2 separate regions of the Homo sapiens genome follow, and region 2 is linked to region 1. Evidence: chromatin loops called from intact Hi-C (ENCODE). Cell type or tissue: heart right ventricle. All regions are shown on one strand. Links, peaks and the distances in the headings refer to the core of each region. The heading gives the core; the rest is flanking DNA.

Region 1 (16,002 bases), core at 5,144-13,143:
ATGCTAATTTTTGGAATAAAAAAAAATCATAAACATCTCTGTATTTGGAGCGGGGATTTGGAGGTATGTCTGATTCGGGCTATCCCTGATGTAAGCGCCAATGTTTCCAACCGTGAGAGTTTTCACCTTTCTCTGCCTAACGTTCCTTACAATTTGCATTTGATCCTCAGCAGGTGGGGTTGGCAAGGCTTGGGACACACAGCCAGCCTCTCTGTTGCCTCCTCGGCACACATAGGGGGTTGTAGCAGCGCCTGAGGCTTGATCAAAGAGAATCAAAGTCACATCCCACTTCTGAGGCATCCTTAATCAGGCTATGACACAGAACAGATGGGTAAACCTTTAGAGTCCTTCATTTGCATTTATTTGCACTTCATTGTATAACATGTTCTTATTCCAAATCCCTCCTTTCTTTCCTTCAAATCTGTTTTGAGCACTTGCTAAATACCAGGCACTGTGCTATCTCATTGCATCCTCCCAACAGCCTGTTTTATGGCTATCAGTAATAAGAACTAGTGGACTTTTTTTTTTCTTCTGCATTTATACGATGCCAGGCACAGTGCTAAATATTTTATGGGCAACATTATCTCTTGTAATCATCACTATTAATTTAATGTGATCCAGTAGAGGTCCACAATCCCTTATCTGAAACCCTGGGGCCAGATGTGTTGGAATTCAGAATTTTTTGGACATGGATTATGTATCATATATAACATTCCTGGTGCAGCAGCACCACATAATAAAATACATCAATATTTATGCATAGAAATGTTTAAACAGCCTCACTCAGTGGGATAAAGATTATAAATGGCCTCATGTCAGTTAGGGCCTTGATGCCAATTGAATTACAAAAAGGTGTTGGGTTTTCAGAGCTTTCTGGAGTTGTTGATGAGGGCCACTGCTCAGGGTTACCCAGCTTCATTTGTCAAAGTTGAGACTCACATCCCCACATCACTCCAAAGCCTGTGGCTACCACCATCCCCACTTCTCTGGAAGTGAGGACATCGGCACAGAGAGGTGGCCACAGCCTTAGGTTTTTGCACCCGAAACTAAGACTTTTCCAGCACTCAATGCTGGTGCTTCGGATGCAGACTCTAGTGACTTTTCTCAGCAGTGGGGGATGAGTTGCCTGCAGCCATCTGCCTTTTCTGACTTTGCCACGGGTCTGGGGCTGTATGTGCTGGCTCATATGGTACTTAGAGGGAAGAGGCCTGAGACTATCTTTACCCAGCAAACTCGTCATCTCAGGGTCTGTGGAATACTGCCCATCACAGTTGTGTGGAAAGCTGGAAGTTGGGTTATAACATTGAATTCAGCCCAGCTTTTTTGTTTCCAAACAGAGCTCACTTTCTGAAGATCCCACTCTTTCTCTTCTTTAACTGGATTTCATAATAAAGGGTTTGTAAGATATGAGATCTGAGTCTGGAATCATCTAAGAAATCTCTTTGAAAAGAATTGGAAAATGACCTGTGTCCAGAGAACAAATTTAAGTATCATTCTTATTTGATTTCATTCACTCAGCAAACATTAATGGAGTGCCTCGTGTACTCTATGTGAGGCACTGGGGATTCAGGGTTGAATAAAACACACCTCCTGCACTCAGGAAGCTCACAGACTAACTGATACCGGAGGCAGAGCCACCTCCAAAAACAACATGTACAGCAACGTGAATAGACAGGGGGAGCCCAAGAAGAGAAGGGGGACTCAGCTGCTGGGTGGGCAGGGGTGGGATGTGGTTTCACAAAGCAATGACATTTGGTGTGTGGCTGGCCACTGTCTCCTCTTAGCTTCCAGAGGTCCACAGTCTTGGTTTTCTTCCTCCCTCCCGGGTTTCTTCTCAATCCTACTTCAAAATGTTGACATTTTCAGGCTTCAGCCCAGGGCCGGCTTCTTTCCTTTTCCTCTCTCTACATTCTCTCACAAGGTAACCTTGTAACCGCCCAAGGGGTTCACCTTGCCCGCTGCCTAGACAGAGCTGATTTATCAAGACAGGGGAATTGCAAAGGAGAAAAGAGTAATTCACACAGAGCCCGCTATGCGGGAGACTGAAGTTTTATTATTACTCAAATCAGTCTCCCTGAAAATCTTATGACCTCCAGAATAATGGCTGGTAATATTTAGAATTCCAGCCCCTCTCATTCTAACTTGGTGGCTGGTGGCCTTCATTCATTTTACAAGAACAGTTTAGCTTTTGGGAAGGGCTATTATTTAAACTATAAACTAAATTCCTTCCCAAGGCTAATTAAGCCTACGCCCAGGAATGGATGACAGGTTAGAGGTTAGGAGCAAGATGGAATTGGTTAGGTCTGATGTCTTTCACTGTCATAATTTATTTAGTTATAATTTTGCAAAGACAGTTACAGCCTCATTCATTTCCTTCACATTAACTACCTTCCATATGTGAACAACTCTTCCAACTGCATGTCTAGCCCATATCTCTGTTGAACTTCAGACTTGAATGTCTGTTTGCCTCTTGTCATCTCCATTTAGGAGTGTGTAGACACCTCAAAATTAACATATTCAAGTGGGAACTCATGATTCTTACCCCTCAAACCAATTCCTCTTCCATCCAACACATCTCAGAAAATGCTACAATTGTCCACCTGACTGCTTAGACAGAAACCTTGTTTCTTTCTTCTCCCTTGTCCCTGACACCTACATGACCAGCCAAATCCTATCAATTCTCTTGCCAAGGTATATTTTGATTAATCTACCACTTTCCATCTCTCTACCTACTTTTTAACACAGGCCACTGTTATGTATTCTTTTATGTGATGGTCAGTCCAGTGTGATCACAAGAGGAGACACAGGAAAAGCTCAGGAAAAAACAATGTTTATTATGCTCACGGGTCCCAAAGACAGGAGGCATAGCACACCATATGGGACCACATGGGACCACATGGGAAAGACACAAGGGTGGTCAGGAGACAGAAGACAGGCAGCAAGGGGAAGACTGAGGCCAGAGCCCTTATTGAGGTTTCCATGGGAAAGACAGTGCAGGGTGAACAGTTTAGGATGGACTAGTTTGAGTAATTTCAGAGGGCTTTAGGCTGTAGGGATGGCCCCTAGTTGTCCCGTACCTGGCCCTGATGGGATGCTTAAGGCCAAGTCATATTGCCTCCTGGGGTGTGCAGGGCAGGTGAAGATCTACAGCTCAGGATTGGTTCATTTGTATATCAAAGGCATGCTTCTAGCTGAGCCCTGGCTATCTCTAAGAACTGGCTAGTCATAGAAGAGGACATTATCTCCTCAGCCAGAGAGGTTTTTGAAGATGTGAAAACATCATAACATATAGCCAAGAAAAAAACATGTATGCAATACAGCCACCCCTTCGTTTTGGCCATCAGAGTAGTCTGCCACCTCATTCTCCACGCTGCTGTCAGCTCTGATCTACCCTCCACACCCCAGCACACAGGCAGGCATCTCTGCATGAAGTTAAATCTGGTTATTCTCTGGCTTCCAAGGTGCTTGTGGCTCCCTTTCCTCCCTCCCATGCCTTTCATCGTCTATTTGCCCTGTCCGCCATCCTGTTGCCAACTAGCACCCCTCCTTGGATCCAGCCATGCTGAGGTGACAGTATTTTTCTTCTTTAATGCTGTCTGTTTAAATACAAGAAGTTTTTTCACCTGTCAGCCTGTTACATATGCTGCTCCCAAAATAGTCTCATTCCTTCTTATGGTGCTTTTCATCCTTTTCCATCCCTCTTTATCCCTTGGGACTCGACTTTACTTTTACCTACACAGTGAGCCTTCCCTGATCACCCACATTAAAGTACTTCCTGGCCTGTTATTCTTCACACAGCACCCCTGCTTTTTTAAGCAGTTTCACGCAGCGATCAGGGAATATCTATGCACCTGCTGTGTACCATTTTTTTTGCTTGCCTGTGAGTGTGATGAGGCTACGCTGGGGGTAGCTGGGAAGTGGATGGGGCCTAGCTTGTAAACCCAGGGTCATTTTCTCCTCTGAGCAAGGGAATGTGTTATCACTATACCAAGGGCATGGAGGTTGGGGATGGGGTGGCTCCTCACAGTCACGAGATAAAAGGTGGGGCGATCAGACTTGGGAGGCAACTGGAGTCCCTGGGAACCATGTACAGCTACTTCCATTGTCTCCTACATCCATGGCAGATAGGGATACCTCCCCTCTGAGCCCCAGTGTGGCCTTAGCACCCTTGCCAATGGAGGCAGCCTCCTCTATTAACCAAATTGGCATGATCTGCCACTGCAGGTCTATGCAATTTAAGGTAGAACAGACTCCTCAGCTCTAGTTAGATCATCCTAAATGTATCCTTTTAGAAAGAATTAGGTGGGCATGTAAATTAGTTCAACCATTGTGGAAGACAGTGTGGCGATTCCTCAGGGATCTAGAACCAGAAATACCAGTTGACTTAGCAATCCTATTACTGGGTATATACCTAAAGGATTATAAATCATTCTATTATAAAGATACATGCACACATGTGTTTATTGCAGCACTATTCACTATAGCAAAGACTTGAAATCAACCCAAATGCCCATCAATGATAGACTGGATAAAGAAAATGTGGCACATATACACCATAGAATACTATGCAGCCATAAAAAAGGATGAGTTCATGTCCTTTGCTGGGACATGGATGAAGCTGGAAACCATCATTCTCAGCAAACTAACACAGGAACAGAAAACCAAACACCGCATGTTCTCACTCGTAAGTGGGAGGTGAACTATGAGAACACCTGGACACAGGGAGGGGAACATCGCACACCGGGGCCTGTCAGGGGATGGGGGGCTAGGGGAGGGATATCATTAGGAGAAATACCTAATGTAGATGATGGGTTGCTGGGTGCACCACCATGGCACGTGTATACCTATGTAACAAACCTGCACGTTCTGCACATGTATCCCAGAACTTAAAGTATAGTAGTAATTTTAAAAAAGAACGGGGTAAAAGCATTTTTTAAAAACTGCCTCTTGAAGTTCATTGATTTAATCTGTTCTCTTTTTTTCTCCCCTCTTCTTTTTTCCTAGGAGAAAATAATGAATGTCAAAGGAAAAGTAATTCTGTCAATGCTGGTTGTCTCAACTGTGATCATTGTGTTTTGGGAATTTATCAACAGGTAATTATGAAACATGATGAAGTGATGTGGATGAAAATACTGCTTTGATTCTATCCTACTAGTATCATCCAAGTTGCCAGGCTGAATTGAAATTAGGATTAACTAAAACCATAAATAAGGGATTCCACCCTTCCTGAATTCCTAAGCCCTGGACTGTCTTTAAAATCATTAGCTCTCCCAAGTGACTTCTGGCTAACTACTTATCTTCCTTCCTGCCTTGTTCCTAATATCATAATTTTTGTAACAGTAGGCTAGATCCAGAGAAAATGAGATCAAATTAGGCCCAATGTAATTTTAAATAACTTGGATAATCAAATATGGAAATTACCTTAAGAAATTTCAGACAGGAATTCCATGAGAAATCCACCCTGAATTTTGAAATCCTGAAATATTTGCAGAGTTTAAAGGAGCAACTTAAGTTGTTGAATTTTGCTGCAAAATACATACTGAATTGCTAGTGATTCATTTGTGCCTGGCTAAAATCTTTGAGAGAGAGAGAGAGTGTGTGTGGGTGTGTGTGTGTGTTTAACTTTGAAAAGCAAAATGAATTAAGCATTTCTAAGTTTTCAAATTCATCTATGGATTCACCCCAAATATATGAGCTACCTCTGTGCCTTTTGAAACTACAATGCCTGGCCATTCCAGCTGGAGAGGCTTCTGACTGAAGTCTTCACAAGCAGCCACAGAAATGCCTGATGCCTTTGACTCAAAAGACTGGAAAAGCTCAGCCTTAAGGTTCAAAAAATCTACTGTACAATTGAGTTGTACAGAGCTATTTTGGTACCATTAATATTTTCATAGCGGAGTGTTTCAGTGGCCCCCAAGTTCAAGATGGTAGCCTGGATTAACATTCGAATATCTCTTTTGATTCTTTTTTTTTTTTTTTTTTGAGACAGAGTCTCTCTCTTGTCACCTAGGCTGGAACACAGTGGCATGATCTCGACTCACTGCAACATCTGCCTTCCAGGTTCAAGCAATTCTCCTGCCTCAGCCTCCTGAGTAGCTGTGATTACAGGCGTGTATTACCACGCCCAGCTAATTTTTGTATTTTTAGTGGAGACAGGGTTTCACCATGTTGGCCAGGCTGGTCTTGAACTCCTGACCTCAAATGATCCACCTGCCTCGGCCTCCCAAAGTGCTGGGATTACAGGCGTGAGCCACCATGCCCGGCCTCTTTTGATTCTTAAATTCTAAGATTTGATGATCTAGGAGGACTGTCTTGGTTACTAAAAATGGAACCGTGCCTTTAGGTGCATCAGTAGCAGAAGAACTCTCCGAATGCTGGAGCCATTAGTCCCTGTGGTGCTGCACAGATGTAACCATTTCTGGAATGTTGCTTTGTTTCATTCTGCACAACTCATTTTAAGAAAAACATGACAAACTAGAGTGTGACCAAGTTAAAAGGGTCTGGAAACTAGGTCTTTTGAATTGAGAAAACTGAGGGGATTTAGTTCAAAGAAGAGATGACTCAGAGTTTTGTGTGGGGACCCTGGAACTCTCTTAGGCAACTGAGGGCTGAGGACGTTTCCCACTCAGACTCTAGAGCTAGGCTGCTCCTTGGGCAAGTTGCTCAGCCACTCTGTTCTTGTTTAGTTTCCCTATCTTTAAAAATTGGGGATAATAGGCTGGGCATGGTGGCTCACACCTGTAATCCCAACACTTTGGGAGGCCAAGGAGGACAGATTGCTTGAACCCAGGAGTTCAAGACCAGCCCTGGCAAAATCGCAAGACCCTGTCTCTACAAAAGTAAAATTAAAAAGTTAGCCAGGCATGGTGGTGCGCACCTGTAGTCTCAGCTACTTACGACGCTGAGGTGGGAGGATCACTTGAGCCTGAGAGGTTGAGGCTGCAGTGAGCTGTGGTCCTGCCACTGCACTCCAGCCTGGGTGACAGAGTAAGGCACTGTCTCAAAAAAAAAGTTGGGGGAGGGATTATAATAGTACCTGCCTCATAGGGTTGTTGGGAGAATTAAATAAGTTATTGTGTATAAAGCACTGGGAAGCAATGCCTAGGGCTTAATAAACAATAAATGCTAGCTGTCATCCTCCTCCTCCTCTTCCTCATCATCATTTTAGTTCAGGCCACTATAACAAAGTACCACAAGGTGGTTTAAGCAACAGGAATTTAATTCTTTCAGTTCTAGAGGCTGGGGAGTCCAAGATCCCCAGTGAGGGCTCTTCCTGGCTGGCAGATGGCCACCTCCTCCCTGTATCCACACGTGATGGAGAGCAAGTAAGCTACTGCCTCTTCCTCTTCTTGTAAGGACACTAATTCCTTCATGGGGGTCCTACTCCCACGACCTCATCTAAACCTAATTACGTCCCAAAAGCCCCACCTCCAAATATCATCGCACTGAGGGCAGGGCCTCCACATACGAATTTTGAAGAGATACAACATTCACTTCGTAACAGTCATCATCATCATGATCTGCTCCAGAGGGCAGAACAAGAAAGATTTTGGTAAATAGAAGAGCTCTAGCAGTTGGAAGAGTCCAACAGAAGAACAAGTACCCTTTGGGGTTCCTGCCTGGAGTCGGAATGTCTGCTTGGATAACCTTCAAGCTCTGAGTTTGAACACTTGATCAGATAACTTTGGTGTTTGGAATTGTAGCCAGAGTTGTATGTGCATAACTGAGCCAAAGGCTGAAACGTGCATGTATATACCAGCCTCTCTGGGCACACTCTCTCTGCATGGTAGCCAGAGCAGGTTCTGGCTGCTCTTCAGGCTAATCGTCTGGCACCTGGACTCTGGCCACAACATCCTCTGATGTGCAGAATCCACTTGAACATCTGCAAAAAACTTCAAGGGGAGGAGTTGTTTTTTGTTTTTTTTTTTTTGTTTGTTTTGTTTTTTTGCCACTTTACGAATTGGCCACATGATAGGTTGAGGTGAGCCGAGGACACAAACCTTACACAGGTAGGCAGCACTAAGCTAAAATGGATTAAAAATAACTAACTCAAGCATGTCAACCAATTAGTAAATAGAAGAATTGTCAGTAAAGCGTATTGAAAGAATATCATCTAGGATAGCATTTGATTTCAGGCTGGATGAAAAAATAATCTTCGAATTTTAGAGAATTAGAGGAAGCCTTCAAAATTATGATGAAATATTCATGATAGTGGTGATCATGATGGGAACTACAAGTTATTGAGGGCATGTGCCAGGACCCTTGCTATGCATTACCTCCGATTCTTTTTGTTTTGTTTTGTTTTGTTTTTGTTTTTGTTTTTGTTTTGAGATGGAGTCTCAGTACTTTGGAAGGCTGATGCAGGCACATCACTTGAGGTCAGGAGTTCGAGATCAGCCTGACCAACGTGGTGAAACCCCGTCTCTACTAAAAATACAAAAATTAGCCAGGCATGGTGGTGTGTGCCTGTAGCCCCAGCTACTCAGGAGGCTTAGGCAGGAGAATTGCTTGAACCCAGGAGGCAGAGGTTGCTGTGAGCCAAGATCGTGCCACTGCACTTTAGCCTGGGCAACAGAGCAAGACTCCATCTCAAAAAAAAAAAAAAAAAAAACCTCAAGGAGGCAAAAATTATGTTTGGCTTGGAGGAGGATCCATTGTTCTGCATCCATTCACAAATATTTATTGAGTATCCACTATGTACCAGGCACTGTGCTAGGATCATATCAAGCAAGGCATTGAAAAGGTGGCATTTGAGTGGAGGCTTAAAGCATGAATACATGTTTAAAAGCCACTGCAATGTGGATATTGCTGTGACCATTGTGCTGTTGAAGGATTCTGGAGAGGAGGGTAAGGAGAAGGGTTGTTGAGGAGATATGAAAAGTTGGTGAACCTGAATCTATAAATCCATGGCCTGAGTGCCAGGTAGGGTTATGCGTGCTAGGCTGCAGCACTTGTAGGGGCTTAAGAGTCTCACTGCCTTCATTAGTTAAAGAAATGCTTTTGGGGGCTGTTCTATAGAAGGCTCTGAGTTGGCCATGGCATTAGGCTCTGCAGTTGATGCTTTTTTTTTCTGGAGGAAGATAAATCCTGGGGGAAGGATGTCTGGGCCACGGCATTTCCGTCCTTTCAGGGCCTTCGTCATCACCAGGCACCTGAGTAGGTGGCAGGAGAGGACCCATCTCTGCAATGGAGAGCTGTCTTCTTTTTAAAAGAGCAAACAAACAAACAAAAACAAAACAGAATTTGAGGCCAGGAGTGATGACTCACACCTGTAATCCCAGCACTTTGGGAGGCCAACGGGGGTGGATCTCTTGACTCAGGAGTTTGAGACCAGCCTGGGCAACGTGACAAAACCCCGTCTCTACAATACACACACACAAACACACAATTTGAGATTTTGCAGAAAACTGTTTCCCCTTGAGATCCTGAAGTGGAAATTTCCATCCTCCTGATGTCATTGGTTATGTCTCAAAGGAAGGTAGAAACCAGGAAGCAGCTAAAACCCAGGCTCTTAGCTCAGCCCCGGGCTCAGTGATAATGGTTACAAAATCGCCTTTCTCAGAATTAAAAGTAACATGATATGTTTTTATTTCTTTTTTGCTTTTAGCACAGAAGGCTCTTTCTTGTGGATATATCACTCAAAGTAAGTGCTTTGAATTCTAGATTTCTAGGGGATGTTTCCCACAGCCACTCTGGCACCCCCTACAGTCCATTCTTCACACGGCAGCCAGCCATGGTGTTCGGCCAAAGTCGGAGGGGTGGGTGGGTGGATTCCTGGGGATCTGGAATGTTATTTCTGCAGCTTCCGTAGACTTATCTGTATAGAACCATGGCTTGTATCTTGCCCTCAGTTCTCCTCAAAGTTCTCTTAAGCAGTGTCATTTGGGGAACATTCCTGTCTTGCTGATAAAAAGTATCCGGGGAGATATTGTCTATTATTCTGCCCTTTAAATGTTATATAAAGACCCATATAAGAAATTGCTCTAAGAATAAAAATCAGGAAAAAAATTTGAGCCTCTTGAGAAACTAGTGTGTATCATTAAAATTTTCTTTTTGTATTTTTTGAAAAGAAAATGAGAGCCATGTAAACCTTTATATTTCCAATGGTTGGGTTGGTTGTCAGAAAGCTCAGAACAAAGTATTGCACTTAACTGCTTGTACTTACCCCAGCCTTCATTTCTGATATACTTTATCCCCTGGTGTGAAATCCCGGCTTTTGTGCCCACATGTCATGTGCCCTTGGAAATTTGCTGAAATCCACCCAGCCAGTATCTCAGCTCTGAAATGAAAGTAAAGGTGAAACTTTTCTTTGGGATGACTGAGGTCATGTGAAAATATATACCTGGGTGACGAAATCAATGTATCTCTTTCTGTTCTCTCTTGTGTTTTTTATTCTTGTGTTGTTTTTCTGTTTATTGTACCTACGTATTGGAAGCCATCTCAAACACTTCCAAGAGTTAATAGGCTTTAAAACAGATTTCATAATATTATGCCTGTTCATGAGTTAGCTCACCACCGTATTTGTCCATCGGACTTTCCTCTTTCCCCATCCTCCAGAAGGCACCCACCTTTTCTTTTCTTTCTTTTCTTTTTATTTTTTTTTAATTTTCTGAGACGGAGTCTTGCTCTGTTGCCCAGGCTGGAGTGCAGTGGTGCCATCTTGGCTCACGGCAACCTCCTTCTCCTGGGTTCAAGCAATCCTCCCGCCTCAGCCTCTTGAGTAGCTGGGATTATAGGCACCTGCCACCACGCCCGGCTAATTTTTTGTGTTTTTGGTAGAGATGGGGTTTCACTGTGTTGGCCAGGCTGGTCTTGAACGCCTGACCTCAGGTGACCAGCTGGCCTTTGCCTCCCAAAGTATTGGGATTACAGGCGTGAGCCACCGTGCCCGACCCCCCACCTTGAAGAGACTTTCACAATGAATGAGTGTGGAAACTTTCTCAAATGGGTGGCTACAGTGGCTTCTAAGTAGTTTCCTGAACTTCTTGCTCAGTGACCCTCAGATTTCCTGAGGCTGTTACTGCTAACCTTTGGGCAACCCAAATTTTTCTCTAGACTTTTACAACAATCTGAATTCTGCTGGTTTTAGCTAAAGAAACATGGAAACATGCATCGGTTTTTCATGAAGCGTATAACTTGTTACAGTCATTTTCAACTCATAAAGCTCTTATATGTATGCTATTTCATTCAGTCTTCAAAATTACCTTCATGGTAGGTCTGTTATTAGTACTATTAACTATACTTTTTGGAGGAGAAAGTCAAAATTCAGAGAGGGAAAATGTCCTATCACAGTCACACAGCTAGTAAGTGGCAGATCTAGAACTCAGGTTTATGCATTAATACCACCCCCACTCCAGCCCCCTTTTCCCTTCTCTTCCTCTAGGGCCCCCAGGATGAGCTGAGGGCTGGGGGCTACCCAAGGGAGGAGAGATTGAGGGAGTCTCAGGTCTGTTCTCTCTCATTCAGCTAGAGTGTCTCATTTCTGTCTGTTTTATAAATTGGCATTTTAAGGTTTTTTATTTTTTTAAAGTAATCTCGGCTATAGAAAGAATTTGGAAACCCTAAGTTTGGGGACACCACATTTTCTAAAAATATTTGTAAACTTTTTCATTTCTTAGAAACCCAGAAGTTGATGACAGCAGTGCTCAGAAGGGCTGGTGGTTTCTGAGCTGGTTTAACAATGGGTAAGGCGATCAGACAGCAGTCGGTGTTTGCCCACCCGCCTGGTGCTTGCAGAGGGTCCACACACAATGGTTTCATGTTCATGACCTTCTCAGTCACTCATCTTTCTTGCTTATTGAAATTATATGAAGAATATTTTGTGAGTGGGACTAGGACATTTGAGGGTTGGTTTTGTTTTTGAGACAGGGTCTCACTGTCACTCAGGCTGGAGTGCAGTGGTGCAAACATAGCTCACTGCAGCTTCAAACTCTTGGGCTCAAGTGATCCTCCTGCCTCAGCCTCACGAGTAGCTAGACTACAGACATGCACTACCACATCCAGATAAATAAGTCTTTTGTTTTGTTTTGTTTCAGTTAACTTGGGGGCTGAGGCTTGGGCTGAAGTTTATTTATTTATTTTTATTTTTTTGAGATGCAGTTTTGCTCTTATTGCCCAGGCTGGAGTGCAGTGGCGTGGTCTCGGCTCACTACAACCTCCACCTCCTTGGTTCAAGTGATCCTCCTGCCTCAGCCTCCCAAGTAGCTGGGATTACAGGCGCCCGCCACCACACTCGGCTAATTTTTGTATTTTTAGTAGAGACAGGGTTTCACCACGTTGGCCAGGCTGGTCTCTAACTCCTGACAGGTGATCTGCCCACCTTGGCCTCCCAAATTGCTGAGATTATAGGCGTGATCCACCATGCCTGGCCTGGGCTAAAGTTTAGATTGCAGGAAAGACAATCATAAACTAAAATGTTCTTAGAAGAATTGTCTTATCAAGTTTCCCTCACCCCCCCTGAAATAACCTGAGGGTTGCTGGGTCATTAAATTGTTAACTGTGGTGACTTGGAAGGGTAATGAGTTGAGTACTGCATCTTTTCATCAAAAATATGTCTTTATGAATAAACGCTTAGTGCCTAGAGCCTTTTTCTGGTCAGTTCACTTAGTGCATGCATAATCTGCCTTGGAACACATTTCCACAAGATATTCACCAGTTCTCTGACCACCGCAATCACCTTCCCTGCCTTACCTGGTTTACTTTCCCTTTGTACTTAGGATCCACAATTATCAACAAGGGGAAGAAGACATAGACAAAGAAAAAGGAAGAGAGGAGACCAAAGGAAGGAAAATGACACAACAGAGCTTCGGCTATGGGACTGGTTTAATCCAAAGTAAGAAAAGCGGCGTCACTCCCTGTGCAGCAAATCCATGGCCCTGCAGGGGGTGGTGTGGCAGTGGAGGCAACAGTGCCATTGAGAACATTCCTGATTTAGGAGAAAGAGCCTTAGCATATTAGACCTTTAACAGTAGACATATGTATATGTGCATCTATTTGATTGTGATGTAAAGTATATTTCTCACTGTGAGTTATGGTCAAAAACACTGTGCTAGGCATTGTGTTAGGGAGAGGAGACAGGAGAAATCAATCAACATGGTTGTATTTGAGAAGTTCATGGTCTCACAGGGGTCGTTACTGTGAAACTATTATTTGCCTAGATTGGTAGGAGGCAGGATCAACTGGAAGGATGTGGTTCTGGGAGTGAGGAGATGGGAGCTGTCCAGGGTGACTTTGAGACCTGAGAGACTGGTGGGTGATGGTGCCATTGGCCAGAAAGGGGACTGGAGGAGGAGACACAGGCCTCAGAGCTGGGGGAGGTGGGGACCTCCATTAGGAATGCATGTGGATGCAGGTGCTTATGGGACATCTGGACAGAGTCACAGGGTGCTCCTGAGCTTAGCAGATGGTATGTGCTGGAGATGTGCAATGAGGTATCATCAGAGTAATCAGGAGAGAATGGAATCCTTTTTTTTCATTTGATTTTTAATTTTTATTCATTTTGAGACAGGATCTTGCTCTGTCACCCAGGCTGGAGCGCAGTGGTGCAATCGTGGCTCACTGCAGCCTTGACCTCCCAGGCTTAGCCTCCTGAGTAAGGAGGCTTGGTGTGCGCCACCACGGCCAGCTAATTTTTAATTCTTTTGTAGAGACAGGGTCTTACTATGTTGTCCAGGTTGCTCTTGAACTCCTGGGCTTAAGTGATCCTCCCACCTTGGCCTCCCAAAGTGCTGGGATTACAGGTGTGAGCCACCATGCCCAGCCTGAAAATAGCATCTATCCCATTGTGAAGGAGCTTGGGCTCTGGAAAGACTGAATATGTTCTGGCAACTTCTCTTATTGTTTGGGGATAAGGGATCCATGCCAGTGTGAAGGGATGGGAATTTTGGCTTCCCATATGTCATTTGATGATCTGCACAACAGGGTAGGCATCTCTGAAATGCTAAACCACTCATAGAAATGTGAGAAGATGGAAGCATTGTTGCTTTGATAAAGCCCCTTAGATGGGGCAATGAGACTCCGCCAGGGACAGGCTAGATGGGCCAGAGATGGTCCCCAAAGTCCCTTCTAAGGAGAATGGGGCAATTTTACTGTGGTACTTGTTCTTTGCTGAGCAGGACTTGGGAGGTGGGGCTGGGGCTGAATGACTGGGGGCAGAGAGGAGGGACAGACCATAGTCACCAGCTTTCACCCTCTTCACTCTTCCCCTTGCATGGCTTCATCTCCAAATGAGTAGGGAGCAGATATTTATTTTTAATTTATCTTATCTTATCCTTTATTTATTTATTTATTTATTTATTTATTTATTTATTTGAGACAGGGTCTCATTCTGCCACCAGGCTGGAGGGCAGTGGCACAATCATGGCTCACTGTAGCCTCCACCTCCCAGGCTCAAGTGATCCTCCCGCCTCAGCCTCCCAAGCAGCTGGGACTACAGGCATGCGCCACCACGCCTGGCTAATTTTTGTATTTTTTGTAGAAACGGGGTCTTGCCATGTTGCCCAGGCTGGTCTTGAACTCCTGGTTTCAAGTGATCCCCTGCCTCGGCCTCCCAAAGTGCTAGGATTACAGGCATGAGCCACTGCTTCTGGACACAAGCAGATTATTTAAAGAATGTTGGTTTGAAGTGGCACCAAATTTAAGTCTTCTCAGGGCATCTAAGTCTATTTCTTGCATAAATGAATGATTGGATGAAGGAATGGATGAGCAAATAAACATACTTTGTATAAATGTATCCTTTTTGGCTCACGCCTGTAATCCTAGCACTTTGGGAGGCCGAGACAGGTGGATTGCCTGAGCTCAGGAGTTCAAGAACAGCCTGGGCAACATGGTGAAACCCCGTCTCTACTGCAAAACAAAAAATCAGCTGGGAGTGGTTGTGGGTGCCTGTAATCTCAGCTACTCAGGAGGCTGAGGTATGAGAATTGCTTGAACCCAGGAGGCAGAGGTTGCAGTGAGCCAAGATCATGCCACTGCACTCCAGCCTGGGCAACAAAGCGAAACTCTGTCTCAAAAAAAAAAAAAAAAGTATCCTTTTCTGTAAACTACCTAAAACCACAGTATATTGTGCATATTTCCATATCAAGGTCGCTTTGCTTCCATGACACCACATCCTCATTTGTGACCGTCTCCCGAGAGGGGCAGCTCCCTCTTCCCAGCTGTCAGGGATTAGAGTTTATGGGAGCTAAGTCCAGCAACCTCTTCTCTGTTCTTTATATACTGTTTTTTTTTTTTTTTTAAGATGGATTCTCGCTTTGTTGCCCAGGCTGGAGTGCAGTGGCGCAATCTCGGCTCACTGCAAGCTCTGCCTCCCGGGTTCATGCCATTCTCCTGCCTCAGCCTCCCGAGTAGCTGGGACTACAGGCGCCCGCCACTGCACCCGGCTAATTTTTTTGTATTTTTATTAGAGACGGGGTTTCATCGTGTTAGCCAGGGTGGTCTCAATCTCCTGACCTGGTGATCCACCTGCCTCAGCCTCCCAAAGTGCTGGGATTACGGGCGTGAGCCACCACGCCCGGCTTATACACCATTTTCCAATGTGCTCTCATCCATTTTCATGGCATTAGGTACCATTAGTGAGATTAGATACCATCCTACATTTAAATCTTTAGCCCAGATTTTGCCTTTGAGCTGTGACTTGTGTCTACCTGTCTGCCTGACATCTCTGCATGTCTCACATGGCCAGAATGGATTTCTCAATTCCACCCCACCCTTGTTCTCCTCATTTCCCATCCCAGTAAATGGCTCAAGACACACAGTCTGGGAGACCTTTTCCTCTGTCTACCTCATGGTCTAATGCATTAGCATGTTCTGTCAATTCCTCCTCCGAAATCCTTTCTACTTCATCCCCTTCTCTCCACTCGACAGCCGCTATGCCATCCCTGTTCATGTTGCCATCAGCTTTTCTCTGTGTCCTTGTTTAGCCAACCTACTCCTGCTTAGAGGGAATTCAGTCAATAATGAGTTGTGTTGGACGCAGTGGCTCATGCCTGTAATTCCAGCACT
Region 2 (16,002 bases), core at 2,682-10,681, 70 kb before region 1:
TTTGGACATTGTGTAAGTGGCCACATTTCCCTTTTCACACCACTTGCTAGGAAGCTTAAAGTCAATGTGTGGCAAAAGTATAGTGATGAGGGAATACAGCCCCTCATAGCAAAAGAACATCATGCCACATGGCCCAAAAGTTACAAGCTCAACCAATAGAAATATCCTTCATGTTTCACTCCTTCAGAATCATATTCCCTTTGTCTTCCAAAAGAATACTTTCTTTTCAAATGTGTATCTGAATCTTTTTTCACACAAATACTTTATTTTGTTTACTGAAACTCTCTCTGTTTGTTTTGTTTTGTGTTTTGAGACAAGCTCTCACTCCGTTGCCCAGGCTGGAATGCAGTGGCCTGGTCACAGGTCACTGCAGCCTTGACTTCCCAGGTTCAAGTGATCCTCCCGCCTCAGCCTCCCAAGTCGCTGGGACTACAGGCACACACCATTGCACCCAGCTAACTTTTTAAATTTTTGTAGAGACAAGGTCTCACTATGTTGCCCAGGCTGGTCTCAAATTCCTGGGCTCAGGTGATCCTCCTGCCTCAGCCTCCCAAAGTGCTGGGATTATCGGCATGAGCCACTGCGCCTGGCCTCTCCTTGTTTTCAAGATGCATATCTGAATTATTTTTCAAATCTGTGTTACAAGGGTCTCCCTCCCCTGTACATCTCAACATGAGCTCCAGAAGGAGGTGGTGAGTGTATGTATGTGTGTGCGTGTGTGTGTGTGAAATCATTTATAAAGAGAACGTGTAAAACTGATAGGCTGAGAACGAACATGAGTTGTCACCCAGCCATGGCTGGTGGATGTTCCCCGCATTCCTTTGTGCCCAAGTAGACCATAAAAGCCATCTTCAAAATTACCTGAGTTGGCCAGGATTACAGGTGGCTCACACCTATAATCCCAGCTCTTTGGGAGGCTGGGGTGGGAGGACAGCTTGAGGCCAGGAATTTGAGACCAGCCTGGGCAACACAGTGAGACCCTTCTCTTTATAAAATAAAATTAAGAAGTTAGAAAAAAAAAATCCTGGCCGGGCATGGTGGCTCATGCCTGTAATCCCAGCACTTTGGGAGGTCGAGGTGGGTGGATCACCTGAGGTCAGGAGTTCGAGACCAGCCTGGCCAACACGGTGAAACCCCGTCTCTACTAAAAATACAAAAATTAGCTGGGCGTGGTGGTGTGCACCTGTAATCCCAGCTACTCGGGAGGCTGAGGCAGGAGAATCGCTTGAACCTGGGAGGTGGAGGTTGCAGTGAGCAGAGATCAGGCCACTGCACTCCAGCCGGGGTGACAGAGTGAGACTCCATCTCAAAAAAAAAAAAAAAAAATCCTGAGTCTGTGGTCTGTTTCCCCCACAGTAGATCCTTATGTTCTGCACTTTAGCTTTGTTCCTGGATCCTCTGTGCTCCCACCCTTGTGCTACTTTCTTGTTTTCCCCCTACTCTTTTTTTCTGCTCTGGTTGTGTATCACGCATCCTTGGAAGCTGCCTGAGGTCCTCTCTGCAGCAAGGCAGGGAGCAAACCAACCAATCAACCAACCAATCAGACAATGTACAACTGGATTGCTGGGCCCTCTGGCCTGGGTCAGAGAGGCTGAAGCCACGACCGGGTCCTCGTCTTTTTTTCCTTTATTCTTTTTTTTGAGACAGAGTCTTGCTCTGTCACCCAAGCTGGAGTGCAATGGCACAATCTTGGCTCACTGCAAACTCCGCTTCCCGGGTTCAAGTGATTCTCCTTCCTCAGCCTGCCGAATAGCTGGGATTATAGGCATGTGCCATCATGCCTGGCTAATTTTTGCATTTTTTGTAGAGACAGGGTTTCACCATGTTGGCCAGGCTGGTCTCAAACTCCCGACCTCAGGTGATCCGCTCCCCTCGGCCTGCCAAAGTTCTGGGATTACAGATGTGAGCCACTGTGCCTGGCCAGGTCCTCATCTTTCTAGTACCAGCCAGAAGGTGGCATTAGAGCAGCTCCCAAATGTCATGCAAGTGTCAGAGCCAGGGCAACCTCAGGTATGGATGGGATAGTGGTTGCAGATGGGCCTTGAGGACTATAGAGGGAGGCGAGCAGGGCAGAAGAGAGCTGAGGAACAGCAGCAGTCTGCAGGCTGACACCATCCTCAGGCCTCCGGGGCAAATTAATGTCAGACAGGCCTTCTAGGTCAATGTCAGGAGCGAGAGAGAGAAAAGATGGAATGTGCTCAGTGCCGGACATGGAGGTGCTCAGGAAATGTTGGAACTCTCCTTCCCCATGTTTTCCTGGAGGATTGGATGGCTTTGCCCTTTAAAAGGCCAGTATCAGGCCAGGTGTGGTGGCTCACAACTGTAATCCCAGCACTTTGGGAGGCCGAGGCGGGCGGATCACCCGAGGTCAGGAGTTTGAGACTACCCTGACTAACATGGAGAAACCCTGTCTCTACTAAAAATACAAAATTAGCTGGACATGGTGGCGCATGCCTGTAATCCCAGCTACTCAGGAGGCTGAGGCAGGAGAATTGCTTGAACCCGGGAGGCGGAGGTTGCAGTGAGCCGAGATGGCACCATTGCACTCCAGCCTGGGCAACAAGAGCGAAACTCCATCTCAAAAAAAATGAGATAAAATAAAATAAAAGCCAGTGCCTGGAGCCCAACCCAGGTCCGGTCCATGCTGTTACCACCATATTTCTCCCTTGGCATCGTGAGCCCACCCTCTGCAGGACCGACCCCTGAGAGACAAGGCCAGTCCTTTTCTCTTGCAGCTGCTTGTTCTGTGGTGAGATTCAGTGGGTGGGAAGAGATGGTAGGAATAGCTGCAGCTTGTCCCACTTTTCATTGCCCTTCTTGTTTTTCTTCTCCCAGAAGAGGAAGTCAGTGGGAGGGGCTCTTTGCCGGGAGCCCAATTTGTCCCCAGCAGTGAGCCTCCGTAGAAAGAACAGCAGACAGAACCTGAAAACCTTATTTTGTATCTGCTGGTGTGGTTGAAAGCTTGGACTTGGCCAAATGTGGTGGCTAATGCCTGTAAGCCCAGCACTTTGGGAAGCCAAGGAGGAAGGATCGCTTGAGCCAAGAACAGACTGTGCAACATGGGGAGATCTCGACTTGACAAAACAAACATTTTTTTTTTTTGGCCGAGTGCAGTGGCTCATGCCTGGAATCCCAGCACTTTGGGATGCCAAGGTGGGAGGATCACCTGAGGTGGGGAGTTCAAGACCAGCCTGGGCAGCATGATGAAACCTCGTCTCTACTAAAAATTCAAAAATTAGTTGGGCGTGGTGGCAGGCGCCTGTAATCCCAGCTACTCGGGAAGCTGAGGCAGGAGAATCGCTTGAACCCAGGAGACAGAGGTTGCAGTGAGCCGAGATTGTGCCATTGCACTCCAGCCTGGACAACAGAGTGAGACTCCACCAAAAAAAAAAAAATTCTTCTATCTTTTGGCCAGGCGAGGTAGCTTACGCCTATAATCCCAGCACTTTGGGAGGCTGAGGTGGGCGGATCACAAGGTCATGAGTTCGAGACCAGCCTGGCCAACATAGTAAAACCCTGTCTCTACTGAAAATACAAAAATTAGCTGGGCATGGTGGCGCGTGCCTGTAGTTCCAGCTACTTGGGAGGCTGTGGCAGGAGAATTGCTTGAACCTGGGAGGTGGACTGAGATCTTGCCACTGCACTGCAGCCTGGGCAACAGAGCAAGACTCCATCTCAAAAAAAAAAAAATTTTTTTTTAATTAGCCAGGCGTGGTGGTCCATGCTTGTAGTGCCAGCTACTTGGGGGACTGAGGTGGGAGGATCGCTTGGGCCCGGGAGGTCCTGGCTGCAGTGAACCATGATCACACCACTGCACTCCAGCCTGGCAACAGAGTGAGACTCTCTCAAAGAAAATTTTTTAAAAAGAGAAAAGGAAACATGGTAGTTAACCACTAAGGAGGTAAGGGAGGACTTGAAGGAATTTAAAAATAACAAAGTAAAGGCTGGGTGCAGTGACTCACACCTGTAATCCCAGCACTTTGGGATGCTGAGGTGGGAGGATCACTTGAGGTCAGGAGTTCGAGACCAGCCTGGCCAACATGGTGAAATGCTGTCTCTGCTAAAAAAAAAAAAAAAAAAATTAGCCGGGCGTGGTGGCAGATGCCTGTGATCCAAGCTACTTGGGAGGCTGAGGCATGAGAATAACTTGTACCTGGGAGGCAGAGGTTGCAGTGAGCTGAGATCACGCCATTCCACTCCAGCCTAGGAGACAGAGCAAAACTGTCTCAAAAACAAACAAAAAAAAGTAGATAACAGCTGCTATTTCTAGGGATGAGGGTGAGGGTAAATATTCAAGGAAATACATCTTTCCTGTGGTACTTTACTTCTATTTGAAACAGGGGCTCTCTCCGTTGTCAAGGCTGGAGTGCAGTGGCACAATCACAGCTCACTGCAGCCTCAACTTCCAAGGCTCAAGCGATCCTCCCACCTCAGCCTCCCAAGTAGCTGGGATCACAGGCTCACGCCACTATGCCTGGCTCATTGTTTTAATTTTTAGTAGAGATGAGGTCTTGCTGTGTTACCCTGGCTGGTCTTGAACTCCTGGACTCAAGCAATCCTCCTGCCTCAGCCTCCCAAAGTGCTAGGATTCTGTAATCCTAGGTGTGAGCCACTGCACCTGGCTGTCCTATGGTGCTTTTAAAATTTTCTCGTTGCCTTTGGTTTCTGACTATCTTATTCTGATGTACTCTAATGTAGCTCGTTTGTCTATATTTTGTTTTGGGTTTGCTGAGCTTATTGAATTTATAGTATGATGTCTTTTGTTAGATTCAGAAAAGTTTTGGTCTTTATCTCTTAACATATTGCTTCTTCCTAATTTTCTCTTTCTCAAACCATATTTATATTATGTTAGATCTTTCATGTGTGTTGTATTTATGTCTTATGCTCTTTTATGTTTTATTTTTACTTTTTTTTTCTATGCTTCAGTTTGGATAGTTTTAATCACACCCATCTTTCAGTATGCTAGTCCTGGCTTTACTTGTTTCCAATCTTCTGTGAAACCCATCTATGGAGTGCTTATTTTCTTTCTCTCCTCTTTTTTTTTTGTTTTGTTTTGAGACAGAGTCTCACTCTGTCGCCCAGGCTGGAGTGCAATGGCACAATCTTGGCTCACTGCAACCTCCCAGGTTCAAGTGGTTCTTCCGCCTTAGCCTCCCAAGTAGCTGGCATTACAGGCACCCGCCACCACGCCTGGCTAATTTTTGTATTTTTGTAGAGACAAGGTTTCACCATGTTGGCCAGGCTGGTCTTGAACTCCCGACCTCAGGTGATCCATCCACCGCGGCCTCCCAAAGTGCTGGGATTACAGGCATGAGCCACCACGCCTGGCCTTGGATGCTTATTTTCAGCATGTAATTTTTTAGTTTTAGAATATTCATTTGATTCTTTCTTTCTTTTTTTTTTTTTTTTTTTTTGAGACAGAGTCTCGTTCTGTCACCCAGGCTGGAGTGCGATGACACGATCTTGACTCACTACAATCTCTCCCTCCCTGGTTCAAGTGATTCTCCTGCCTCAGCCTCCTGAGTAGCTGGAATTACAGGCGACCGCCACCATGCCTGACTAATTTTTGTGGGTTCTTTTTGATACAGACAGGTTTTCGCCATGTTGGCCAGACTGGTCTCCAACTAACTCCTGACCTCAAGTGATCCGCCCACTTCAGCCTCTCAAAGTGCTGGGATTATAGGCATGAGCCACCACGCCCAGCCTCATTTGATTCTTTTTAGAAATTCTAGTTGTCTAAAACAAACAAACAAACAAAAACCAAACAAGGAAAAAAGAAATTCTAGTTGTCTCTTAAAAAACACTAACGTGAAAGGAACTTTAAAAAGGTGATTGGAAGCTCGATTCTCACAGTTGGGTTTCACTGAAAGGTGATTGAAGTGTGTGCAGAGCTCTCATCATACCATCAGCAGAAAGCATATTCTTTGGGACTTAGCAGCTTAAAAAGAAAAGTCCTCCAATCTCAGGCTGGGCACAGTGGCTCATGCCTGTAATCCCAGCACTTTGGGAGACCAAGGTGGGCAGATTACCTGAGGTTGGGAGTTCGAGACCACCCTGACCAACATGGAGAAACCCCGTCTCTTCTAAAAATACAAAATTAGCTGGGTGTGGTGGTGCATGCCTGTAATCCCAGCCACTCAGGAGGCTGAAGCAGGAGAATCGCTTGAACCCAGGAGGCGAAGATTGCGGTGAGCCGAGATCGCGCCATTGCACTCCAGCCTGGGCAACAAGAGTGAAACTCTGTCTCAAAAAGAAAAAAGAAAGAAAGAAAGAAAAGTCCTCCAATCTCTTGCTTGGGGTAGGGCATGGAGGAGACACCCCGGGCTGTTGGCATTCTGGGAGCAGGTGAAGGAAAAAAGTCTGGAATCCTGCCATTCAGAATGCGTATCCCTAATCCCCGTTTGCAGTCTTGTTCTCTGCTGTGCCTGGTCTGAACAAGTCTGGGGCCTTTTGAGTTCAATTCCTCCAGGAAGAAAATGCTGTTTTTAGGCCTGTGGGTTTAGTCATCTGGCTGCATGGGATAGGGAGAAGGCTTGGGAGACAACTCCTCCATGTTCAGACTTCCAGCTGCACCCTGTTCCCTCCAAGACTTGGACCTCTCGGGGATGTTTCAGGACAAATTGGCCTTGGTGTCTCCTCCATGGGCACTTTGGGTCATAACCACTGGTGACCTTGGTACTTCTCTGTTAGCATGCCATCTTCCAAAGGTTGGTTGGAATCTTTACTTGGCAGATGCCTCCTCTCCCAGCTTCTTTGTCATCATAGGTCAGCTTAGATTATTCCTTTACTGTCAGGTTAGTGGTGTCTGAGGAGGGAAAGCAGATGCATGCCTATGGCCAATCCACCATGTTTAAGCGGCTCATGACCAGAGTAGATTTGCCTCCACTCCCCGCTCACCCTTCTAATCTGGCCTCTGCCCTCACCACTCCGCTGAAACTTCCCTTATCAGGTCCCCAGTAGCTGGATCCAATAGACTATGTTTTTTCTCCGTATTATTTGATATCTTGGTAGCACTTGACACCGTCAAACTCACTCTCCTTCTTTCAGTGCTCTCCTGTTTTATCTGCCGGGGGAATATTTTGTCCCAAAGACCCCTCCTGCCTTTCTCCTACCTCTTTGGTCTCTGTCTCTGCTTCCAGTGTGCTGGCTTCTCTTCCTTCTGCTTCTTCGAAACCATGACTATTCTCAGGGGTCTGTTCTGGTTCCCTTCCTTTCTCACCCTGCACCCTCTCCCTGAGTGTGTTCATCCATTCCCATGGTTTCAATTTCACTCCAAAGGCTGATCTTTTCCAAATGTCAACCTCCAGCTCTGACCTCTCACCTGAATTCCAGACCTACATCTCCAGCTGTCCCCAGACATCTCTTCTTGGATGGCCTCAGGCTGTTCAGATCCACACGACGGAAGCTAGACCCTGCTTCTCCTTCCTCCCAAACCTGCCTCTCCTCCTGTACTTCTAGCTCAGAAGTGGTCACCACCAGCCAGGAGCAGTGGCTTACACCTGTAATCCCAGCACTTTGGGAGGCCAAGGTGGGCGGATCGCTTGAGGTCAGGAGTTCGAGACCAGCCCAGCCAACACGGTGAAACCCCGTCTCTACTAAAAATACAAAAAACTTCGGCGGGCATTGTGGTACATACTTGTAATCCCAGCTACTCGAAAGGCTGAGGCAGGAGAATTGTTTGAACTCAGGAGACAGAGATTGCAGTGAGCCAAGATTGTGCTACTGCACTCCAGCCTGGGTGACAGAGCAAGACTCCATCTCAAAAAAAAAAAGTAAAAGAAAAAAGAGGCCGGGTGTGGTGGCTCACACCTGTAATCCCAGCACTTTGGGAGGCTGAGATGGGCGGAGCACAAGGTCAGGAGATCGAGACCATCCTAGCTAACATGGTGAAACCCTGTCTCTACTAAAAAAAAAATACAAAAAATTAGCCAGGCCTGGTGGCAGGTGCCTGTAGTCCCAGCTACTTGGGAGGCTGAGGCAGGAGAATGGCATGAACCCAGGAGGCAGAGCTTGCAGTGAGCTGAGATCGCGCCACTGCACTCCAGCCTGGGCGACAGAGCGAGACTCCATCTCAAAAAAAAAAAAAAAAAAAAAGGAAAAAAAGAAAAAAAAGAAAATAGTTATCACCATTTGTCTAGTGGCCCAGAAACTTGGATGTCAAACTTGACTGCCCATTTTCTATTTCCACACCCAATTAATTGCCAAGACTCACTGCCTTTACCTTTTTTTTTTTTTTTTTTTTTGAGACAGAGTCTTGCTCTGTCGCCCAGGCTGGCGTGCAGTGGTGCAATCTCGGCTCACTGCAACCTCTGCCTCCCAGGTTCAAGCAATTCTCCTGCCTCAGCCTCCCAAGTAGCTGGGATTACAGGTGCCCAGCACCACGCCCAGCTAATTTTTGTATTTTTCGTAGAGAATGGGTTTTCAACTTGTTGACCAAGCTGGTCTCAAACTCCCGACCTCAGGTGATCCACCCACTCAGCCTCCCAAAGTGCTAGGATTACAGGTGTGAGCCACCGCGCCCGGCCTGCCTTTACCTCTTTAATAAATCCCGACCAGTCCACCCACTCTTCCTCCACACAGCCTGTCTCTCAGCCCAGCCTCAGTCTCCCAGCTGGTCTCCCCCGCTTGGGTCCTGCCCCTCAGTCCTGCTGCTGACCATCTGCTCAGACGCAAATCTCATCCTGTCACCTCCCTTCTGAAAGCCACTGGGGCCAAATGCAGTGGCTCACACCTGTAATCCCAGCACTTTGGGAGGCTGAGGTGGGTGAAGCACCTGAGGTCAGGAGTTTGAGACCAGCCTGGCCAACATGATGAAACCCTATCTCTACTAAAAGTACAAAAATTAGCCAGGGATGGTGGCAGGTGCTTGTAATCCTAGCTACTCGGGGGGCTGAGGCAGCAGAATCTCTTGAACCCCGAGGTAGAGGTTGCAGGGAGCAGAGATCATGCCACTGCACTCCAGCCTGGGCAACAGAGTGAGACTCAGTCTCAAAAAAACAAACAAATAAATAAATAATAATAAAAAGTAAAATAAAAAGCCTCTGATGACTTCCACTACCTAGGAATTTGGTCCAAATTGGCCCTAGGCTGGAGTTGTCAGATTCAGCAAATAAAGATAGAGGATGTCCACTTAAATTTGAATTTCAGATAAATACGAAATCCTTTTTTTTTTTTTTTTTTTTTTTTTAGTATGAGTACGTCCCATGCAGTATTTGGCATCGGGGCCTCCCACTCCCTGCACTCTTTCCATATCTCCAAACTTATTACTTGCCACATTGTTTTCCACATGTAAAATTTGGGACAGACTGGACTACATGAAACTCCCTAGGCTGGGCACGTTAGCTCACGCCTGTAATCCCAGCACTTGGGGGCTGAGGCAGAAGGATTGCTTGAGCCCAGGAGTTCGAGACCAGACTGGGCAACATGGTGAGACCCTGTATCTACAAAAAATAAAAAAATTAGGCTGGGCACGATGGCTCACATCTGTAATCCCAGAACTTTGGGAGGCTTAGGCAGGTGGATCACTTGAGGTCAGGAGTTTGAGACCAGCCTGGCTAACATGGTGAAACCCTGTCTCTACTAAAAATACAAAAATTGGCTGAGTGTGGTGGTGCGAGCCGATAATCCCAGCTACTCGGGTGGCTGAGGCAGCAGAATCGCTTGAACTCAAGAGGTGGAGGTTGCAGTGAGCCAAGACTGTGCCACTGCACTCTAGCCTGGGTGACAAAGTGACACTCCATTTTTTTTTTTTTTTAAGATGGAGTCTCGCCCTGTCGCCCAGGCTGGAGTGCAATGGCATGATCTCAGCTCACTGCAACCTCTACCTCCTGGGTTCAAGTGATTCTCCTGCCCCAGCCTCCCAAGTAGCTGGGATTACAGATGTGCAACACCACGCCCAGCTAATTTTTTTGTATCTTTAGTAGAGACGGGGTTTCCCCATGTTGGCCAGGCTGGTCTCAAACTCCTGACCTCGTGATCTGCCCTCCTCAGCCTCCCAAAGTGCTGGGATTACAGGCATGAGCCACCATGCCCGGCCGAGACTCCATCTTAAAAAAAAAAAAAAAAAATCCGGGCATGGTAGCACAAGCCTATAGTCACAGCTACTCAGGAGGCTGAGGTAGGAGGATCATCTGAGCCCAGGAGGTTGAGGCTGCAGTAAGCCAAGATTGTGCCATTGCACTCCAGCCTAGGAGACAGAACAAGACCCTGTCTCAAAAATTAAAAAAATAAAAAGAAGCTCCCCAAATGGGTTAGACATTTCCTCATTGATATGCCCTTTATTCCTGCTGTTTCCTCCACCAGAAAGGCCATTCTCCCTTCTCCCCCAGTCCATCTTTGTTCATCTCTTGGGTGTCAGGACACACTAGGAGTCCCTCCTCTAAGATTCCTCTCTGCTCCCTCAAAATGGATCAGCTGCTCTCCTGGGTGAAGGGAGGCCCCTGTGTGCCTGGATGGCAACTCCACCCTCTGGACCGTCATGTCAGCTTACTCATTGTCTCTCTCCCCTGCAGTCAATGAGTCGCCAGCAACTCTGTGCCGTTCCTGGTTCACATCTGGCTCAGCCCACAAGGCCCCATCCAGCTGGAAGCTCCCGAGGGCCCTGGGCCTTGGCAAAGGCCCCAGCTTTCTTCTCACTCTCCTGGCCTGGGTCCCGGTCTGACGATTCACACTTCCTCCTTGCCTGAGTTCCCACGAAAAGTGGCCTCCACCGCCAGCCCCCTGCCCAGGACCAGGTTACAAAATGCAGAGACAATGGAGGCTCCAAGCCAAATTTCCAATGGGCCTGCCATTAAATCACCAACAGCATCTGTGTGTACATCTGGGACAGATGCCGGCAGCTGAGGCCACAGGACGCATGGCTTTGTCACATTGGGTCAGCATTGGTGACCTTGGTGGGAGTGTTGGGGGTGGAGCTCAGACCTAAAGTTAGGACACTTGAGTCTGAATTGCTGCCCTTTCTAGCTGCCTCAGTTTTCTTGTCTGTAAAATGGGGATAATAATGCTTATCACACAGGGTGTGCGATCAAGGAGAGTGATTCACACACACAAGGATATCTAGCAGCAAACAGGACTCTGGCTCTGATCATCACTTACCTTTCTTGAGGCTGGTGGCAGCAGGACCTGTGATCAGAACACTGTTTGTAGGTTTCTTCTCCTAGAATCACCAACCAGGCCCAAGCAACTTTATTCAGAGAGGAGGACAGTCATCCAGCCCAGACAGCATCTGCCTGGTGAAAATGGCTCCAACTCAACCACCCAAGTGGATGCAGCAGAGTTGTCAAATGAAGCTAAGGGTGAGAATGACTGAACAGGGATAATATAAAGGCCAGAGGGCCATGCTCTGGCCAGGGAGTTGGAAAGTCTGAGGCTTCCTGGCTTCTCAATGTTGGCCCCTCCACCCTTCCTCTCTGCCTGAACCTTCTGCAGACACCCACTGAGCAGTCACTGCTGCCAGCCAAGACCCTCTCTCTGCCTCAAGGTTCCCCTGGAGACTTTCTTGTGGCACCTCTCAGCACCTCTTGCAATTTGTAGCATTTACTTACAGACAGGATTACAGGTTTACCCTCTATCTCCCCCTCCAGACTGCAAATGCCTCCAGGGCAGAAACCTCTTAGTTTACAGATAACAGCAACCAGAAGTGATCTACCAGCAGGTAGCTCATGCCTGTAATCCTAGCACTTTGGGAGGCCAAGGTGGGAGGATCACTTGAGGCCAGGAATTTGAGAACAGCCTGGGCAATATAGCAAGGTCCTATCTCTACAAAAAATAAAAACTTAGTTGGACATGGTGGGTGTGGTGGTATGTGGCTGGGGTTCTAGCTACTTGGGAAGCTGAGGAGGGAGGATTCCTTGCGCCCAGGAGTTTGAGGCTGCAGTGAGCTGTGATTACACCATTGCACTCCAATCTGAGTGACAGAGTGAGACCTTGGTTTTTTTTTTAAAAAAAAGGTATAAATTCTTGAAAAGAAAAATAATGTTTAAAAAAAATTTTCTTGAGGCAGGAAGATCTCTTGAGCCCAGAAATCCAAGGCTGTAGTAAGCTATGATCACGCCATTGCATTCCAGCCTGGGTGACAGAGACCTTGGTCTTTTTTAAACAAAATTATAAATTTTTGAAAAGGAAAATTTAAAAAAAAATTTTTTTTTTTGAGACGGAGTTTCACTCTTGTTGCTCAGGCTGGAGTACAGTGGCACAATCTCGGCTCACTACAACCTCCACCTCCCAGGTTCAAGCGATTCTCCTGCCTCAGCCTCCTGAGTAGCTGGGGTTACAGGTGCCCACCACCATGCCTGGCTAATTTTTTGTATTTTTGGTAGAGACCGGGTTTCACCATGTTGGCCAGGCTGGTCTCAAACTCCTGACCTCAGGTGACCTGCCCGTCTCAGCCTCCCAAAGTGTTAGGATTACAGGCCCCTTGGCATGAACAGACTGGGCGCCATGAATGGCAGCAGGAGGCAGACAGGCTCCTGGGTGGGAGAAGGCAGGTCCCTGGTGAGGCCCCACCTTCAAGCCAGGGAGGGCCTGAAGCCTGGGGGCTGGGCTGCCAGTCCCATGGAAAGGAGTGGGAACTTGTGGTGCTTTTTCTAGGCCCACTCATGGCCGCTCATGGACCAATTGGTGCACACTTCCTTCCCTCCGAGGAAGGGTACGAACCCTCAGCTCCTCCTTGGCCTCCCTCCCCTGCTCATCGGTGTTCAAAGTCTGGAAGGGGCTGAGGTGGCAGGCGGCTTGTGTGTCAGCACTGCACCAAGTGTACCCACACCCGGCCGGGCTGTGACAGCGCCTGGGCTCAGCCCCAACCTCACTCCAAGATCAAGGAGAGGCCAGGCAACGGGAGCAGGAACTTCCAAGCCTGCGGGGGAAGGGGGTGTCTTCCCAGGCCCCCGAGAGTACAGAAATGCCTGGGTCCACAGCCACGGATTGGGCAGCTGCCGCTGCGCCTGGAAGGGTGGGGCTCCTGTCTGCTCCCAGCCCCCAGCCCCCAGCCCCCACTGGCTCCATGGAGTATGCAGCGCCGGCCGCACCTCACCCACTGTAGCCAGTGTCACGACAGCGGTTTCTCTAGACAGGCCACCACTGCCATCACCAGCACTTTGGGAGGCTGAGATGGAGGATCATTTGAGCCTAGGAATTCAAGACCAGCCTGGAATGCATAGCAACATGGCAAGACCCATCTCTACAAAATATTAAAAAATTAGCCAGTGCACACCTGTGGTCCCAGCTGGTACATGCCGGGGCACACCTGTGGTCCCAGCTACTCAGGAGACTGAGGTGGGAAGATGGCTTGAGCCCAGGAGGTGGAGGCTGCAGTGAGCTGAGACTGCATCACTGTACTCCATCCTGGACAACAGAGTAAGATCCTGTCTTGAAAAAAAGTGTTTACTTTTATTATTTTTGTTTTTTTGAGACAGAGTCTCACTCTGTTGCCCAGGTGGAGTGCAGTGGTGCAATCAGTTACCGCAACCTCTGCCTCCCAGGTTCAAGCCATTCTCCTGCCTCCTGAGTAGCTGGGATTACAGGCCGCCACCACATGCCCAGCTAATTTTGGTGTTTTTAGTAGAGATGGGGTTTTACCCTGTTGGTCAGTCTGGTCTCAAACTCCTGGGTTCAAGTGATCTGCCCACCCCGGCCTCCCAAAGTGCTGGGATTACAGGTGTGAGCCACCGTGCCCAGCCAAAAACATTTTTTAATGAAAAAATATTTTAAAAAAGAATTCTTAGCAAACCAAAGACAACAGGAAAAACAACAAGGAGGGACTAGAGGAATTTATTTGAAGCCTGTGGCACCTACAGCTGCAGGAAACATTCCAGACAGCCCGACTCCTCAGTAGATTAACATGAAACCTCACACTAAAAGCCTCATTACCTGGGTTCCTACCACCAGATACTCGATGGCTGGCTTTCTACAACAAATCACAAGGTCTGCTAAAAGGCAAGAAAAAAACACGGCATGAAGAGGCAAAACAGGCATCAGAACCAGACTCAGATATAAAACAGAATAAGGAATTATCAGATAAAAATTTTGAAATAACTCTGATTATATTGGCAAAGACTCACTCCTTTGACCAAAATATTAGTCAAGCTCCTCTGAGTTCTCTGCTTGATTAGGACTTTCTTGGGCTTCCCTTTCTGTCCTTGCAGAATCCAATTGGAGCAGGAATCCTGCTAGGTCTGCTTATTGAAAATCCCTCCTCTTGGCATCTGACTAACCTGGCCAACCTTTATCAAGAGTCCTATCAAAGCCTGGGTGCAGTGGCTCACACCTGTAATCCTAGCACTTTGGGAGGCCAAGGCAGGTGGATCGCTTGAGCTTAGGAGTTCAAGACCAGCCTGGGCAACATGGTGAAACCTTGTCTCTACAAAAAATACAAAAATTAGCTGGGCGTTGGCCAAGGCACAGTGGCTCACTCCTGTAATTGCAGCCCTTTGGGGGGCTGAGGCAGGCAGAATCACCTGAGGTTAGGAGTTCAAGATCAGCCTGGCCAACATGGTGAAACCCCATCTCTACTAAAAATACAAAAAAATTAGCCAGGCATGGTGGTGGGTGCCTGTAATCGCAGCTACTTGGGAGGCTGAGGCAGGAGAATCGCTTGAACCTGGGAGGCGGAGGTTACAGTGAGCCAAGACTGCGCCATTACACTCCAGCCTGGGCGACAAGAACGAAACTCCATCTCAAAACAAACAAACAAAAAATAGCCAGGTGTGGTGGTCCAGATTAGAGGAGACTAAAGAGAAGCAATAACTAACCCAAGGTGTGATTCAGAGAAAATATGATGAGGGTAAATTCAGGGAAAATATGATGAGGGTCTGTGGAAGACAACAGAACTGTATCGACCTTAATTTCCTGATTTAGTCACTAGCCTGCGGTTATTTTTTGGGGGAAATACAGACTGAGGCATCTAGAGGTAAAGGAGCATCAATGTGGGTGAAGGGTGCATGGGAACTCTTTGTATAATTTGTATAATTTTTAGTGTTTCTGCTTGTCAGAAATCATGTCAACAAGAGAGTGAAATATTTAAAGCATTGAAAGAAAAAACCAGCCGGGTACAGTGGCTCACACCTGTAATCCTAACACCTCGGGAGGCCAAGGCAAAAGGATCACTTGAGCCCAGGAGTTCAAGACCAGCCTGGGCAACAAAGTGAGACTCTCATTTCTACCAAAAAAACACGAAAATTATCTGGGCATGGTAGCACGAGCCTGTAGTCCCAGCTAGTCAGGAGGCTGAGGTAGAAGGATCGCTTGAGCCTGGGAAGTGGAGGCTGCAGTGAGCAATGATCATGTCACTGCACTTTAATCTGGATGACAGAGTGAGATGCTGTCTCAAAAAAAGAAAAAACAAAATAAATACATAAATAAAATTGGAAAATGCAGACAGTACAGTTATATAATGAAAACTGTCTCTTCCCCCAACTATCTTTTCCCCACTGTTGATAATTTCTTGTGATTCTTCCCAGAAAAAAAAAAGCTTTATGCACATGTCAGCACGTATATATATTTTTAAATTCTGTATATGCTTTTTTAAAATTTTGCTTGAAATGGGTCCAAACTATACTTCCTATTCTGCATATTGATGTTGCCTGCTAGTAATAAATCTTAGAGAACTTTTTATATTCCTACATTCAGGTCTTTCTCATTCTTTTAAATAGTGCCATTGCATTCCATCCTATGAAAGGATTACACTTTGTTCAATCTGTTGGTTACTACTGACTACTTTTCTTGTTTTCAGTTTTTCACTGTTGCAAATGACACTGCAAAGAACATTCGTATACATTTCTCTCTCCCTAAAACAGTTTTCAGCCTGACACCGTGGCTCATATCTGTAATCCCAGCATTTTGGGAGGCTGAGGAGGGAGGATTTCTTGAGCCCAGGAGTTCAAGACCAGCCTGGGCCACATAGCGAGACCTCATCTCTACAAATAATAAAAAACAATTAGCTGGGCATGGTGATGCATGCCTGTAGTCCCAGCTACTCAGGAGGCTGAGGCAGGAGAATTGCTTGAG

What was found. Peaks named below come from ENCODE experiments on the same cell type or tissue, not always from the same donor. Only the 100,000 strongest peaks of a DNase experiment are listed, where the experiment ranks them.
Region 2: a loop joins it to region 1, with 15 times the contacts of the local background. A loop is called at or near these places in 26 of 110 quality-filtered maps.

The regions. Positions count from the first base shown.
Region 1 is chr9:121,456,934-121,472,935 of GRCh38, reverse strand. It overlaps GGTA1 (glycoprotein alpha-galactosyltransferase 1 (inactive)), which reads left to right. Exons shown (of 6, transcript NM_001382585.1): 2 at 5,005-5,093; 3 at 9,608-9,643; 4 at 11,619-11,684; 5 at 12,717-12,832. The coding sequence starts at 5,014. LOC102723324 (a long non-coding RNA gene) reads right to left here. Exons shown (of 7, transcript NR_187160.1): 6 at 10,166-10,279; 7 at 9,565-9,945. Among named protein-coding and RNA genes, the nearest start is that of GGTA1, 35 kb to the left of the region's middle. RefSeq lists an enhancer at 51-613. In heart right ventricle, for the core only: a CTCF peak has its summit at 9,702 (motif pointing left); DNase peaks (open chromatin) are centred at 7,788 and 9,705; H3K27ac peaks cover 1,796 bases.
Region 2 is chr9:121,524,429-121,540,430 of GRCh38, reverse strand. LOC107987016 (a long non-coding RNA gene) reads left to right here. Exons shown (of 2, transcript XR_001746560.2): 2 at 10,512-11,783. Among named protein-coding and RNA genes, the nearest start is that of GGTA1, 33 kb to the right of the region's middle. In heart right ventricle, for the core only: no CTCF peak of the experiment used is centred there; DNase peaks (open chromatin) are centred at 2,881 and 10,650; H3K27ac peaks cover 2,454 bases.